Linked DNA regions of Homo sapiens: region 1 is linked to region 2. A link is an interaction called in ENCODE POLR2A ChIA-PET data of the cell type or tissue named here. Cell type or tissue: PC-3. All regions are shown on one strand. Each heading gives the region's core, and the rest is flanking DNA. Links, peaks and the distances in the headings are about the cores only.

Evidence for each region. ChIA-PET counts read pairs that join two places held together with the same protein. Peaks named below come from ENCODE experiments on the same cell type or tissue, not always from the same donor. Only the 100,000 strongest peaks of a DNase experiment are listed, where the experiment ranks them.
Region 1: POLR2A ChIA-PET joins it to region 2 with 12 read pairs; 2 of 35 experiments call an interaction of 5 or more read pairs at or near these places.

Annotation. Positions count from the first base shown.
Region 1 is chr20:34,432,047-34,439,310 of GRCh38, reverse strand. ITCH (itchy E3 ubiquitin protein ligase) reads right to left here. Exons shown (of 25, transcript NM_031483.7): 8 at 680-837. Among named protein-coding and RNA genes, the nearest start is that of MIR644A, 31 kb to the left of the region's middle. In PC-3, for the core only: no CTCF peak of the experiment used is centred there; no DNase peak of the experiment used is centred there.
Region 2 is chr20:35,435,067-35,443,287 of GRCh38, reverse strand. GDF5 (growth differentiation factor 5) reads left to right here and starts at 5,060. Exons shown (of 2, transcript NM_000557.5): 1 at 5,060-5,990. The coding sequence starts at 5,360. RefSeq lists a silencer at 4,136-4,195 and promoters at 4,887-5,140, 4,605-5,359. In PC-3, for the core only: CTCF peaks have their summits at 3,889 and 4,089 (motif pointing right); a DNase peak (open chromatin) is centred at 4,097; H3K4me3 peaks cover 568 bases.

The sequences.
Region 1 (7,264 bases), core at 1,980-6,979, 1.0 Mb after region 2:
GAGTGAGACCCTGTCTCAAAAAATAAAAAAATAAAAAGGAGAAGATGTATAATTGAATAGAAATTCACTTAAAATTATTTGCAGAGAACTAATGTACTTTTCTAGTAATATTTGGTTTAACTACACTGCATTCCCTGCCCACATATTAGCAGAGAGAAACAATAAAAGGTAAGATTAAAGATTTGTTCTGGCTATCAGAGAAGTGGATAGTCTTATAGGTGTTCACATTTTTACTACCTAAAATATGCTTGTTTGTTGTGTACTTTTTATTTAAAATCTGGGTCATTTAGCATTGTTGGGTTTTCGTTTACTAACTTTTTAAAGGATATACTAGGAATAAGCAACCAAATCCTTGAGTATTTAATACATTTATGTTATAGTTACAAACCATTTAAGAAAGGTACAATGTTATTGCCATGTTATCTGCACCGCCTATACTTTATATTACGCACATGTCATTTTCATTCTCAGTAGAGCACTGCCTCAGTAACGTCACCTTGAACAAAAACTTAGGAAAAAGGCACTTTTGGTTACCTACAGAAAGATCATTCTTTTCCAAAATCTTAAATGTAAAAATACACGCAGAAAATTCACCTAAAAGAATTTCCTGACACTTACCTGAGGATTAATTGCCAACCAGGACATTATTTCCAAGAGTATTGAGAGCTGGAATACAAACCTGGTCTACGTGGGGTGGGTGGTGGTGGTCGTGAAGGTCTTGGAGGTCTAGAAGGTTTAAAACCACCATTTGAGAGTGATGGAGAATTATTCCCACTGACTCTCCTATTTTCACCAGCTCCTGCATCTTCAGGGTCATCTGATCCATTTGTGCTCACTCTGGGTAAGAAGAGGGGAAAAGGAAGGGGGAGAGGGAAATAATGAATACTCCTTGAATTTAAGAAAAAAAACAGCAGGAGGATGAAAACTTCTAAGTTTTTAAGAGCTTCAAAAAAGCTTTTTAATTTCTGGTCAGCCTTATTAAATACATAAAGAGCCTTTGGGTAGAATCCTATATAACCCCCAGAGTTCATCTAGAGATAGAGTGATGGGTTGTCCAAGGGCATAGGAACACTTGTGGCCATTCAGAACTATTAGGTATGCTGGTTCATATTTCAAATAAGCCTTCAGAAGGCCCTATATGAACAGGAACAAAGTCAAGTTCTCAAAATCCTTAGGGCACTATTTTATCACAAGCACAGATAACTTTACCATTGTTGTTTCTTGATTTCCACTGGCTATTAATTCAAGTTTGAGGCAGGTCTGGTTTTCCCATGCTAGGAGAACAAAGTGCACGTATTTCCCAGGGACTAGGCCCTGATATCCCCCAGCTCAGTACAATGGTACACAAAATGTTCAAAGCTAGTGATTTAGAGTAGAAGTAACCACAGACTTTTTTTAAAGGAGCTGTCATTTCTTCAAAGCAATGACATCAACTGGAGGGATAGAAAGGAGGGAAGAACACTAACAGGAAATGTCAGACTGAAAGCTACTGCTACTGTTGGCTAAATATAGCTGATTCCTTTTCCTTCCAGAGGGGCTCTAGTCATAGATTAGAAACAAGGGCATAAGTAGCCAGTCTGCAGATGTCTCAGCCAAGGCTCTGGTATGTACTACCTCCAAACCACTACACAGTACTAACCCATACTCCTAGGAATTTCAGAATAAGCCTGAACAAAATAAAATCTAATAGATTCAACTAACAGAGGCCGGGTGCTGTGGCTCACGCTTGTAATTGCAGCACTTTGGGAAGCTGAGGTGAAAGGATCACTTAAGCGCAGGAGTGACAGATCAGCCTGGGCAACATGACAAGGCCCTGTCTGTACAAAAAAATTTAAAAAGTAGCTGGGCATGGCAGGGCACGCCTGTAGTCGAAGCTACTCAGGAGGCTGAGGTGGGAGGATTGTTTGAGTCTGGGAAGTGGAGGTTGCAGTGAGCTGAGCTTGCGCCACTGCACTCCAACCTGGGAGACAGAGTGAGACCCTGTCTCAAACAAACAAAGAAACAGAGAGGCAGTACCATGTATTAAATTTTTTTTCTGTAAAACATGTATTGCAATGATTTATTTTTAATAAAAACAGTATAACATGATGTTTTGATATACATAGTGAAAAAAAGTACTACAGTCAAGCTAATTAACATCTCTCTCTCCTCACATAGTTTTTTTCTTTTTCCTTTTTTTTTTGAGACAGCGTCTCATTCCATCGCCCAGGCTGGAGTGCAGTGGTGTGATCTCGGCTCACTGCAACCTTCACCTACCAGGTTCTAGCAGTTCTCATGCCTCAGCCTCCCGAGTAGGTAGGACTACAGGCACCTGCCACCACGCGCAGCTAATTCTTTTGTGTATTTCGTAGAGACAGGGTTTCGCCATGTTGCCCAGGCTGGTCTTGAACTCCTGACCTCAAGCAATCCTCCCTCCTTGGCCTCCCAAAGTGCTACAATTACAGGCACGAGCCACTGCGTACCAGTCCTCATATTTTAAAAGACATTTTCAAACTGTGTACCACAGAAATCCTTTAGGGCCTTTCTATTCAAAGTGTGGTCTTTAAACCAAACGGACGAGCACTATACAGGAGCTTGTCAGAAATGCACAATCTTCAAAACTATTCTAGACCTACTATATCAGAGCTAGCATTTTAACAAGATCCCCAGATTATATATGTGGACAGTAAGGTATGACAAGCACTACTTTGGGGGTTCCCCAAATGCTTATAATAGAGGGAACACCTCAGTAATTGGCAGTCAGCACCTGATTAGTGTTGACTACCTGCAGAACATGGTCTGAATGCAGGAAGAGTCAGCTTTGACACTGCTTCTCTTCTTCTAAGTGAGGTTTCCAAAACCATTTTAAGACTGCGTATTGCCTCTCCATGCTATTTTAAGACGTTCCTAACTAGTTTGAAAGAAGAGTTCCTGCTGCTTTTTAAATAACAGATAACAATGAGTAGAATAGACCAAAAATTGGGAAATTAAGGTTTCTAGCTCTGACTCTGCTACTGATGAGTTATGTGACCCAAGAATGCATCCTAAAATGTATTATCTTGACTACAAGATGCCTAAAAATCTTTCAGCTAGAAAATTCATACTAAATTGCACATTCAGTGCTAGACAAGTTTTAGGGATATGTGAGGGAGAAGGAACATTCAGTGCATGAGATAAACCTACTATGATAAAGGTACAGCAGAAACAGGATTCCAAAAATGCTATGATTTGTTGCTGGGGATTAAAATTTGGGGAATTTTAACATCAATGCTGTACACCCTTATAACATTTTGATCTCAATTTTTCAATGGAGTCATCTGATAACCCGTACAACTCCTTAAATTTCCTTGATACTTAGAATTGTTCCTCTTCCTAGATCTTGAACTCTAAAATCCCTCTAACTACAACTTCCTATTTATTCTACCTGCCTCCTACAGTATCTTTTATTCAGTCTCATCACAACCTTCAACTCCTTCCAGAATCTTTACAGTTCATCAGCTCACTTCACGCCTCACTTGGGCTTCATCATAGGCTACTTTCCCTAGTAGTTTCAATTCCTTCACCCTTGCCCAACTGCTTCCCCTCCCAGAAATTCTTCCACCACAACTAACCCCTCATCTACTTTTTACACTACTATTCTCTCAGACCAACAAGTAATGCTGGAGAATGTTCCAGTTGAGAAGTCAGGTGTATTTTAGTGGAGTAAATAAACTAAGTAAAGTAGCATATTAAAGGGCAGGCTGCTCTACAAACAATTCTAATAAATTTTCCACTGGGCCCAGTAAAGAAAAGGTCAGAGGTTTTCACTACCAATTATTAAAGACAAAAACTCTTTTCTCCCCTCTTATTAAAAAGAAGAAATCGGCCGGCTGCAGTGGCTCACGCCTGTAATCCCAGCACTTAAGGAGGCCAAGGTGGACAGATCACTTGAGGTCAGGAGTTTGAGACTAGCCTGGCTTATATGGCGAAACCCCATCTCTACTAAAAATACAAAAATTAGCTGGGTATGGTGGCATGCGCCTATAGTCCCAGCTACTCGGGAGGCTGAGCTGGGAGGATCGCTTGAACCCAAGAGGCTGAGGTTGTGGTAAGCGGAGATTGTGCTACTGCACTCCAGCCTGGGCAACAGAGCAAGACTCTGTCTCAAAAAAAAAAAACCCAAAAACAAACAAACCAAAAAATCACAGCTCAAGACTCCTGGGAGCTAGGGAATTATAAATGACGGATGACTTTGACAACCTAGTAGTAAAACCATGGGTTTAATGAGATTAGTGTGCTGGTATTAAAATTAATGGGAATAAAGAAATTAATAATTTGGTAGGACAAAAAGCTCTAAGTCCTATACAATCATACAGACCTAGGCAAAAGATAGAAAAAAATTAAAATTGTGCTTCAGTCTATGTATTTGTATTTATAGAGTATTCAAATACCTAAAACTGGATTATGTCAAAGAGACCAAGCCAACATTGGCTACAGCTGACATTATTCAACAACTTTAATTGGGTTATCTATATTGTTTAGAAATCAATCAGTTTCTACATCTCTAATCCACTCCTGGACCCATCCCCAGTGCCCCTTGCAAACCTTTTCCATCTCCTCAAATTGCTAATACCAATCTGTAGCTATCCCTGACTCTTCCTCTTCCCTAAAAATAATGATTATCTGCTATCCCTCAACTTTCTCCCATACCTTAAAATTTCTCTGTGCCACTAACCATCTCCATCTGTTTCCCATGTCTGAAAAAGTCTCTCTCCCCTTCTTCAAGGATGATTTGCCTATCATGTCCTGGATGGCAGACTATATCCTCTAGGACTGCCCAACATCTTTTAATGCTTTCTTGCATCTTCATTATATTCCTTTCTTATAGACCTTTTGTCTTACTCTACAAATATAATCAAGCACCCAAACCTAAAATGTTTCCTCAATCCTATCTGTTCCTCAAGCTGTCTTCCCATTCCCCTTTCCTTCACTATACTCTTTTTTAAAATGCAGTTAATATAGTTAGTGCATTTTATTTTATTTTTCCCTTAGGGTTTTCCTCTGTCACCCAGGCTGGAGTGCCGTGGCACAACCATGGTTTACCACAGCCTCAGCCTCCCAGACTCACATGATCCTCCCGCCTCACCTCCCAGGCTCATATGATCCTCCCGCCTCAGTCTCCTGAGTAGCTGGGAATACAGGCATGCACCACCATACCCAGCTAATTTTTGTATGTTTTTGTAGAGACAAGGTCCTGCCATGTTGCCCATGCTAGTTTCAAACTCCAGGGTTCAGGCTATCTGCCCACTTCAGCCTCCCAAAGTGCTGTGATTATAGGCATGAGCCACTGCGCCTAGCCCCCATTTTAATTTTTAAAACAGACTTTCAAAGAACAAAAGTAACTTCTAATTATAAAATAAAAATTATCTGCCATCCTACATCCTGGAGATAATTACCACCAAGACATAGGACTATCTCTTGTCAGTCCTTCTCATTGGATGTGACTGCAATCACACACTGTATAATGGTTTCATATTCTGGGTGGGTTTTTATTTGGTTAGTTACTCAATACATATTGGGCATTTCCCCCAAATTACTGAAAATCATTTTGAATGACTGCAGAAAATTATATATAGACATACTACAATTTAATCGCTTTCTTTTCATTGGTCTTTTTGGGTTTTTTTTTTTTTTTTGAGACATTGTTTCACTCTGTTGCCCAGGCTGGAGTGCATAGGCACAATCACTGCTCGCTGCAGCCCTGACCTCCCCAGGCTCACGTGATCCTCCTATTCCACAGGCACACCCAACCACACCTGGCTAATTTTTGTATTTTTTGTAGACACAGGGTTTATCCATGGTGACCAGGGTGGTCTCAAATTCCTGGGCTCAAGTGATCCACCCACCTCGGCCTCCCAAAGTGTGATTACAGGCGTGAGCCACCATGCCCTGCCTGGATTTCTTATTTCTTTTAGACAGACTGCAGAATAGAACAACCAAGTCAAAACATGCAAATATTTTGAAAGCTGAAAAATACTGGTTGCTTGTTTGTTTGTTTTTTTGAGACGAAGTCTCGCTCTTGTCCCCCAGGGTGGAGTGCAATGGCACGATCTCGGCTCACTGCAACCTCCGCCTCCCGGGTTCAAGCGATTCTCCAGCCTCAGCCTCCCAAGTAGCTGGGAATACAGGCACCTGCCACCATGCCCGGCCAATTTTTGTATTTTCAGTAGAGACGGGGTTTCACCATGTTGGCCAGGCTGGTCTCAAACTCCTGACTTCAGGTGATCCACCTGCCTCAGCCTCCTAAAGTGCTGGGATTACAGGCATGAGCCACTGCGCCCGGCCTAAATTGTTTCTTTTTAATAGTGTTTTTTTGTTTGTTTGTTTTTGGTTTCTGAGACAGATTCTCGCTCTGTCACCCAGCCTGGAACGCAGTGGCATGATTTCAGCTCACTGCAACCTCCATCTCCCAGGTTCCACAGATTCTCCTGACTCAGCCTTTTGTGTAGTTGGGACTACAGGTGCAGGCTACCATTCTGGACTTATTTTTTGTATTTTTAGTAGAGACAGGGTTTCGCCATGTCACCCAGGCTGGTCTCGAACTCCTGGATTCAAGCAATCCACCTGCCTTGGCCTCCCAAAGGTACTGGGATTACAGGCATGAGCCACTGTGCCTGGCCCTAAAAAATAGTTTTAAAGGTAATAATTGACCTGTTCTCCCATTTGCTGGACATTTTCAAATTATGTACCGCAAAATAAAAACACCCATTTCACCATAAAGTTTTAAAATCTTTGCCAATTTGGTAAGCAAAAATGTTAATGCTTTTTAAAATTAAAGATGAACAATATTTCATATAATTACAGGTCATTACAGTTTCTTCTTTCATGAACTATATATATGTTTTTTGTACATTTATCTATTACAAGGGAATAATTTTGCCTATTTTTAAGAGATCTTTACAACCTGAGAATACTGAGCATCTCATATTGGTTAAATATTTCCTTTGCTTTTGATAATACATTTTTAAATTATAAGAGTTTTATATTTCTATATAGCTAAATTTATTCAGCAATGAATTAACTATTCATATTTTCTTCTAGAGGTTTTAGTTTAATTTTTTAAAATCAATTTAAAAGTCAACATCGAATCTACTCTCATCTTGGGATAAGCTAAGGCGTTAACCTGATTTTTCTTTTCTTTTTCCAAACAGCCAGTTTTCCCTAGCTTATTAATCTAAGACTTAATTCTCTTTTGCAGCGTTTGATAGTGTTAAATGTCCCATCTTTTTTTTTTTTTTTTTTTTGA
Region 2 (8,221 bases), core at 1,801-6,800:
CTGTGTCCCAGTAATTAAACATGTCGGGACTGAAGCACTGCCAGCGGCAGCATCTGGTTGCAATTACCAGAGGGAACCAAAGTGATTAGTCACCTTTATAGTGAGAGCCAGGCAGGAACCCTGGGCTCCTCTCTGGAGAGGGCCTTCTAACCAAGCTCAGAGTCCCCTTTCCCTGCTCCCAGCCCATTTCTGGGAGTTCCCTGTTCCTCAAACAATAGCCCTGGCCTCGAGACTCCTCCATGTCCCCAAAGTCCCAGCCCACTGGGTTAGACGTTGACTGAAAGGAATACTGTAACTTTCCCCAGTGCCCTATCACTTCTAGTGTTTCTAGGGGCCAGATTAGGCTTTTTGGGTATAAAATGTGTTGAAGCCAAAATTAGATTTAAAAAATAATTTAACCTTTCTGAACCTAAATTTATTTATCTTTAAAATGAGAGTATTGGGCCAGGCATGGTGGCTCATGCCTGTAATCCTAGCACTTTGGGAGGCCGAGGTGGGCAGATCACTTGAGGTCAGGAGTTCGAGACCAGCCTGGCCAACATGGTGAAACCCCCGTCTCCACAAAAATACAAAAAATTAGCCGGGCGTCTTGGTGCGCATCGGTAGTCCCAGCTACTTGGGAGGCTGAGGCAGGAGAATCACTTAAACTGGGAGGCAGAGGTTGTAATGAGCTGAGATTGAGCCACTGCACTCTTCACTCTAGCCTAAGTGACAGAGCAAGACTCTGTCTCAAAAAAAAAAAAAAAAAAAGACGGGTATCAAGAGTTACCTTCGGGCTGGGCACGGCGGCTGATGCCTGTAATCCCAGCACTAGGGGAGGCCAAGCCACATACAGAGACATTGTGGTTGTTCAACTCGTTCATTTATTCACTCTCTGAGCTTACAAAATGCTTTTTTGTGGATCACCTGAGGTCAGGAGTTGGGACCAGCCTGGCCAACATGGTGAAACCCCATCTCTACTAAAAATACAAAAATTAGCTGGGCGTGGTGGTACACATCTGTAATCCCAGCTACTCAGGAGGCTGAAGCAGGAAAACCCCTTGAACCCAGGAGGCGGGGGTTGCAGTGAGCTGAGATTGCGCCACTGCACTCCAGACTGGGTGAGAGAGCGAGGCTCCATCTCAAAAAAATAAAAAAAGTTACTTTCGGCCACATGTGGTGATTCACACCTGTAATCTCAGCACTTTGGGAAGCCAAGGCGGGCAGATCACTTGAGCCCAGAAATTTGAGACCAGCCTGGGCAACATGGTGAGACCCTGTCTCTACAAAGAATACAAAAATTAGCTGGGCATCGTGATGTGCACCTGTAGTCCTAGCTACTTGGGAGGCTGAGGTGGGAGGATCACCTGAGCCCCATGATCACGCCATTGCACTCCAACCTGGGCAACAGGTAAGACCCTGTCTCAAAAAACAACAATGAAAACCACTACCTTCATAGCATTGTCATGAAGATAAATAACACATAAATGCAATGGAGTACAAAACCCAGAGTCTAGTTGACTGGAATAAGTGCTTTAAAAAAAATAGCTATTATTGGCCGGGTATGGTGGCTTACACCTGTAATCCCAGGACTTTGGGAGGCCGAGGCAGGCAGATCACAAGGTCAGGAGATCGAGACCATCCTGGCTACCACAGTGAAACCCCATCTCTACTAAAAATACAAAAATTAGCCGGGCGTGGTGGCACGCACCTGTAGTCCCAGCTACTTGGGAGGCTGAGGCAGGAGAATCACTTGAACCCGGGGGGTGGAGGTTGCAGTGAGCCAAGATCATGCCACTGTACTCCAGCCTGGGTGACAGAGTGAGACTCCATCTAAAAAAAAAAAAAAAAAAAGCTATCATTAACAATTGCCATTAATAGTTGATCACTTTATGCAATTTAATTTTATTTATTTTTTTAGTAGAGACAGGGTTTCACCATGTTAGCCAGGATGGTCTTGATCTCCTGACCTCGTGATCCACCTGCCTCGGCCTCCCAAAGTGCTGGGATTACAGGCGTGAGCCACTGCGCCTGGCCGCAATTTACTTCATTGAATCTCCAACAAGAGTCCTGTGAGGTAAGCACTATCGTTATCACTGTTTAGAGTTTCAGAGGGGTTTAGAGGCTTCCCAAGATCACACAATACATAAATAGCAGAACCAAGCTTCAAAACCAGGTCTGTTTGTCTCCAGAATCCTTGCTCTTTATCAAGCCACGTACAGAGACATTGTGGTTGTTCAACTCATTCATTTATTCACTCTCTGAGCTTACAAAATGCTTAAGAAGTGGCAAGACAATTCTTCCCTTCAAGAAACTTAGAGTCTAATGGGAAAGGCAGGTTATGTCCACAAATAACTACACCTCAAAGTAGAAAATGATGATTTTTGTCAATAAGGGCCAGTTAGAGATTAATTTATTCATATAACACGTACTGAGAGCTGCTGTGGGCTGGGCCCTCTGCCAAGCACTGGGTATAATTCAAAGATAAATATGGCACAGTCTAGTCATAATCTAATGGGAGAGACAGGTATGTAAAGAAATTATTATAGTTATAAGGAATTAAGTTATGATTTTAAAATATGACAAAATACAGAGTGGAAGAAACAAACTGTGTTGGGATAGGGGGCAGAGGCAGAGACTGAATAAACTTTCAGCTGCCAAAAAATGTAAAAGAGCACAGAAAATGTGTGATGGCAGCTCAGGGGGAGTGTGCATTTTCTGGAGGATGCAAGAAGGCTTCATGGAGGAGGTGGCACGTGGGTTGGCACTTGTTTGATGGGTAGCTTTTAGTAGAGGGTTGAACCAGAGAGAGCCTGGAGGCCTAGAAGCCAGTTATAGGGGAGAATCATAGCGAGGCAAGCAATGAGGAGGACAGGGCAGTGACAGAGGTGGTGAGGAGGGAGTGAAGGGAGGGATGCCAGAGAGGACTGGTTCAGTGGGAACAAGTCTGTTTTTAATTTTTTTATTTTATTAATATTATTTATTTACTTATTTTGTGTGTGTGTGATGGACTCTAGCTCTGTCACCTAGGCTGGAGTGCAGTGGTGCGATCTCGGCTCACTGCAACCTTTGCCTCCACACCCGGCTAATTTTTTGTATTTTTGGTAGAGATGCCTGCAATCCCAGCACTTTGAGAGGCCAAGGTGGGTGGATCACTTGAGGTCAGGAGCTCGAGACCAGACTGGCCAACATGGTGAAACTCCGTCTCTACTAAAAATACAAAAAATAGATAGGCATGGTGGTGTGCACCTGTAGTCCCAGCTACTCGAGAGGCTGAGGCAGGAGAATCGTTTGAACCCAGGAGGTGGAGATTACAGTGAGCCAAGATCGCACCACTGCACTCCAGCCTAGGTGACAGAGTGAGACTCTGTCTCAAAAAAAAAAAAAAAAAAAAAAAAAAGAAGGAAGCCTATCTGACTATTGCTTCTCCCCCGCCATCCTTCTTACAGCGTGAAAAGTGTTGTTGTAGAGAAATGTACAGAAGGGGTAACTGGCTCTGTCTGGGGACGAGGAAAGGCTTCCCGAAGGAGGTAAATTTTCAGCTAAACTTCTCAGGATGTAGAGTGCTTCCTCCAGTTGTGGGAGAGAGAGAGGAGGATATTTCAGGTGAAGCGAACAGCTTTCCCCGCTGACCCTGTGTTAAGTTGCCCAGGGGCTCTACGGCGAAGGTTCCCCAGAGGAAGGGATCTTCCATACTTCAATGAGGCACTTTAAGAAACCCTTGAGTTCAGCTGGAATTCAGACCTTCCAGAGCTACCAGAAAAACATCATGTGGGAAATTGTGCCCGGCGCGGTGGCTCACGCCTGTAATCCCAGCACTTTGGGAGGCCGAGGCGGGCGGATCACGAGGTCAGGAGATCGAGACCATCCTGGCTAACATGGTGAAACCCCATCTCTACTACAAACGTAAAAAATCAGCCAGGTGTGGTGGCAGGGGCCTGTAGTCCCAGCTACTGGGGAGGCTGAGGCAGGGGAATGGCGTGAACCTGGGAGGCAGAGATTGCAGTGAGCTGAGATCATGCCACTGCACTCGACAGAGCGAGACTCCGTCTCAAAAAAAAAAAAAAAAAAAGCGTCATGTGGGAAATGGCTTTTCCAGCCTCCTGTAGGGGCCGCTGCTGCCCCAGACTCAGCCAGTCTTGTCTAAGAAAACTCAGAGGACGTCTCTGCTGGGGTGGTGGTGGGGTACACCCTGGACCTGCCGCCATCCAAGGAGTGAACTTAAGGGCGACAGTGCCCCCAAGCCTGAAGAATATGCACTCAGTCAATGGCATTTGGGGGTAGGGAGGGGGTGTAGTGGGCACTGATATTTTTCAGTCTCTGGGTCACCACAAGTTTATTAAAATAAAAGAAAATGTGGGTAAATGCTGCCATCTGTGCTGTCCCTACTCCCAATACACACACACAGGCACACACACACACAGGCACACACACACACAGGCACATAAACACACACACACACACACACACACACACACACACACGCATAACAAATCAGGTCCCAGACTAGATGCAGGAGTTGAAACTGCTTTAAAAACACTCTAAGAACTTAACTACAAACCCACACTCCCCATGCTTCTGGGGCTTAAGATCTTTGAGCTCATTCTTCAGCATCTCTCCTCGGGAAAGTGGGGTGGGCTGCTCCATGAGGTGGAGGTGAAGACCCCTGAGTCTGCCCTGTGGAGGGGGAGGCCCCCTAAGCCTAGAGTCCCGCTGCAGGGCTCTGTGCCAGGAGCCCCCGTGAGCCATGGCCTCGAAAGGGCAGCGGTGATTTTTTTCACATAAATATATCGCACTTAAATGAGTTTAGACAGCATGACATCAGAGAGTAATTAAATTGGTTTGGGTTGGAATTCCGTTTCCAATTCCTGAGTTCAGGTTTGTAAAAGATTTTTCTGAGCACCTGCAGGCCTGTGAGTGTGTGTGTGTGTGTGTGTGTGTGTGTGTGTGAAGTATTTTCACTGGAAAGGATTCAAAACTAGGGGGAAAAAAAAACTGGAGCACACAGGCAGCATTACGCCATTCTTCCTTCTTGGAAAAATCCCTCAGCCTTATACAAGCCTCCTTCAAGCCCTCAGTCAGTTGTGCAGGAGAAAGGGGGCGGTCGGCTTTCTCCTTTCAAGAACGAGTTATTTTCAGCTGCTGACTGGAGACGGTGCACGTCTGGATACGAGAGCATTTCCACTATGGGACTGGATACAAACACACACCCGGCAGACTTCAAGAGTCTCAGACTGAGGAGAAAGCCTTTCCTTCTGCTGCTACTGCTGCTGCCGCTGCTTTTGAAAGTCCACTCCTTTCATGGTTTTTCCTGCCAAACCAGAGGCACCTTCGCTGCTGCCGCTGTTCTCTTTGGTGTCATTCAGCGGCTGGCCAGAGGATGAGACTCCCCAAACTCCTCACTTTCTTGCTTTGGTACCTGGCTTGGCTGGACCTGGAATTCATCTGCACTGTGTTGGGTGCCCCTGACTTGGGCCAGAGACCCCAGGGGACCAGGCCAGGATTGGCCAAAGCAGAGGCCAAGGAGAGGCCCCCCCTGGCCCGGAACGTCTTCAGGCCAGGGGGTCACAGCTATGGTGGGGGGGCCACCAATGCCAATGCCAGGGCAAAGGGAGGCACCGGGCAGACAGGAGGCCTGACACAGCCCAAGAAGGATGAACCCAAAAAGCTGCCCCCCAGACCGGGCGGCCCTGAACCCAAGCCAGGACACCCTCCCCAAACAAGGCAGGCTACAGCCCGGACTGTGACCCCAAAAGGACAGCTTCCCGGAGGCAAGGCACCCCCAAAAGCAGGATCTGTCCCCAGCTCCTTCCTGCTGAAGAAGGCCAGGGAGCCCGGGCCCCCACGAGAGCCCAAGGAGCCGTTTCGCCCACCCCCCATCACACCCCACGAGTACATGCTCTCGCTGTACAGGACGCTGTCCGATGCTGACAGAAAGGGAGGCAACAGCAGCGTGAAGTTGGAGGCTGGCCTGGCCAACACCATCACCAGCTTTATTGACAAAGGGCAAGGTGAGGGGGCGGGGTGGCAGGGGCACGGCTCAGAGGGAGGGGCATCTGCATGAATGGAGGGGCTTTCAAAGCCCTGGCACTGCCCTGGTGGGAGACACTGTGTGCATCTGGCCCGGGGTGGGTGTCTGGGGACACTGACACATATCTCACACATAGCAGATCCTAGGCTGCCCACACATCAGGGCTGGAGGGCACCTAGGAAGCACCAGGTCCAACGCCTGCAAGGTGCAGAGTGGGCACTAAAGCCTAGAGAAGAGACAAGACCTGCCAGTTCGTGGCAGAGTTGGAGACCAGATTCCGAGACTTGATTGCTCAGTTGTGCATCTGTACCTGCTGGGCTGGCCGAACTTTCCAAGCTTCACAGGTTTGTAGGCGGTCTCAGACGGCAGAGAAAGAAATGAATCTTGAGGTCCCCATGCTTCTGCAACTTTGCCCTCAGGCAAGGGGATAGAGGAGGCAAGAGAGGTGCACACAGTAAATGGGGCATCTTGGAGTCATGGAATGATGTTCAGATACATGGGGAGGGAGCAGACCCAGGGCCTAACTCGCAGTATGACCTTGGGAAAGCTCCTTCTCACTTGGGGTCTCCGTTTTCCCATCTGTACACCTATATGGGGTTGGACAGGGTGGTTTCTGAGAGCCCTTCCAACATGAAAACTTTAGATGCTGTCCTGAACATGCCTCATTCTCCTCATTAACTCCAGAGACTACCTGCTCCCCTCTGTCTCTCTCGGCCCACCTAATGTTACTGTTGCAGCTTTTCCTCTCCACTTGCTGTGTGATCTAAGCAAGTCCCTCCCCCTCTCAGGGCCTCAGTTTCTTCCTAGTGTGAAGAGGGAGGTGGGCTGTTGGTCGCTCAAGTTGCCTGCAGCTCATTTGCTCTGGTCCTAGGCTGGCAGGGTGGGGGAGGGGTCAGAGGGTGGGAGAGGCTCCTCATTAGAGCTGGCCTGGAGGGGGCTGCCAGGGGGCGGGGGAGGCACAGAGGCAGCAGGTCTGGCTGAGGTGGGGGAGGTGGTCTGGCTGCCTGCCCAGCCAGGGAAAGCTGTGACCCCTTGGGGGCTCATAAAATAAGTCCGTGTGCCCCCCAGCACTAAGGGAGCTTGGAGAGGGGGAGATGGGGAGTTTAAAGGCCTAATTAGTCACCTTCTAGAGCAATATATGAAAGCTCCCCAATGGCAAATTGCAATTTAGGAAGGAGGGCATGCTGATTCGGAGATACTACTGAGCTTCTCACATACACATACATAGCCTTATGTTTATACACACATGCTGAATCACACATGTACATGCATGCTGACTCACACACACACGTGCTGAATCACACACGTACACACATGCCGAATCACACACATATGCATGTGCACACACACCTTCTTACATACACACACAAGATCAATCATGCATATACAGACATATATGTGCTCTTCAAATAGTCACACAAGCCCAATCATTTATACATATAATGCGTCATTAACGTATACACTCTTTCATATTCACATATGAACCCAATCACACACATGCATACAACTGTAACACACACACATGCTCAGGAGAGTAAGACACATAGGCAACAAAATCCTTGCACTGGAAAGCCAGGAAAATTGGGCTGTAGGTCAGTGTGGACCAGCTTTGTCATTAACTTGCTGTGTGACCTTAGTCAAGTCACTCCCCATCTCTGTGCCTCATCTGCATAACAAGAGCACCAAGGTCTCCTTTAAGGGATGGTGGAAGCAGCTGAGAATTTGAGCAAGTCATCTAACTTCTCTGAACCTTGGGATTCTCCTCTGGAAAAGCGTGTATTTTTTTTTTTTTTTTTTTTTTTTTTTTTTTTTTTTTTTTTTTTTTTTAGCCAGGGTCTTTCTCTGTTGCCCAGGCCGGAGTGCAATAGCGAATTCACGGCTCACTGAAGCCTTGACCTCCCTGGGGTCAATCAATCCTCCCACCTCAGCCTCCTGAGTAGCTGGGACTACATGTGCACGCCACCATGCCTGGTTAATTTTTGTATTTTTTGTAGAGACAGAGTGTCACCATGTTGTGCAGGCTGGTTTCGAACTCCGGAGCTCAAGCAATCCACCCACCTCAGCCTCCCAAAGTGCTGGGATTGCAGGTGTGAGCCACTGTGCCCAGTCAACAGGAGTAATTTTAATGCTCACTCCACCTATCTCACAAATGAGACATCACGTTAGCTCATGGCTGGGAGAGAGATAGGTAGAAGGCAGTTACAAAGCTGA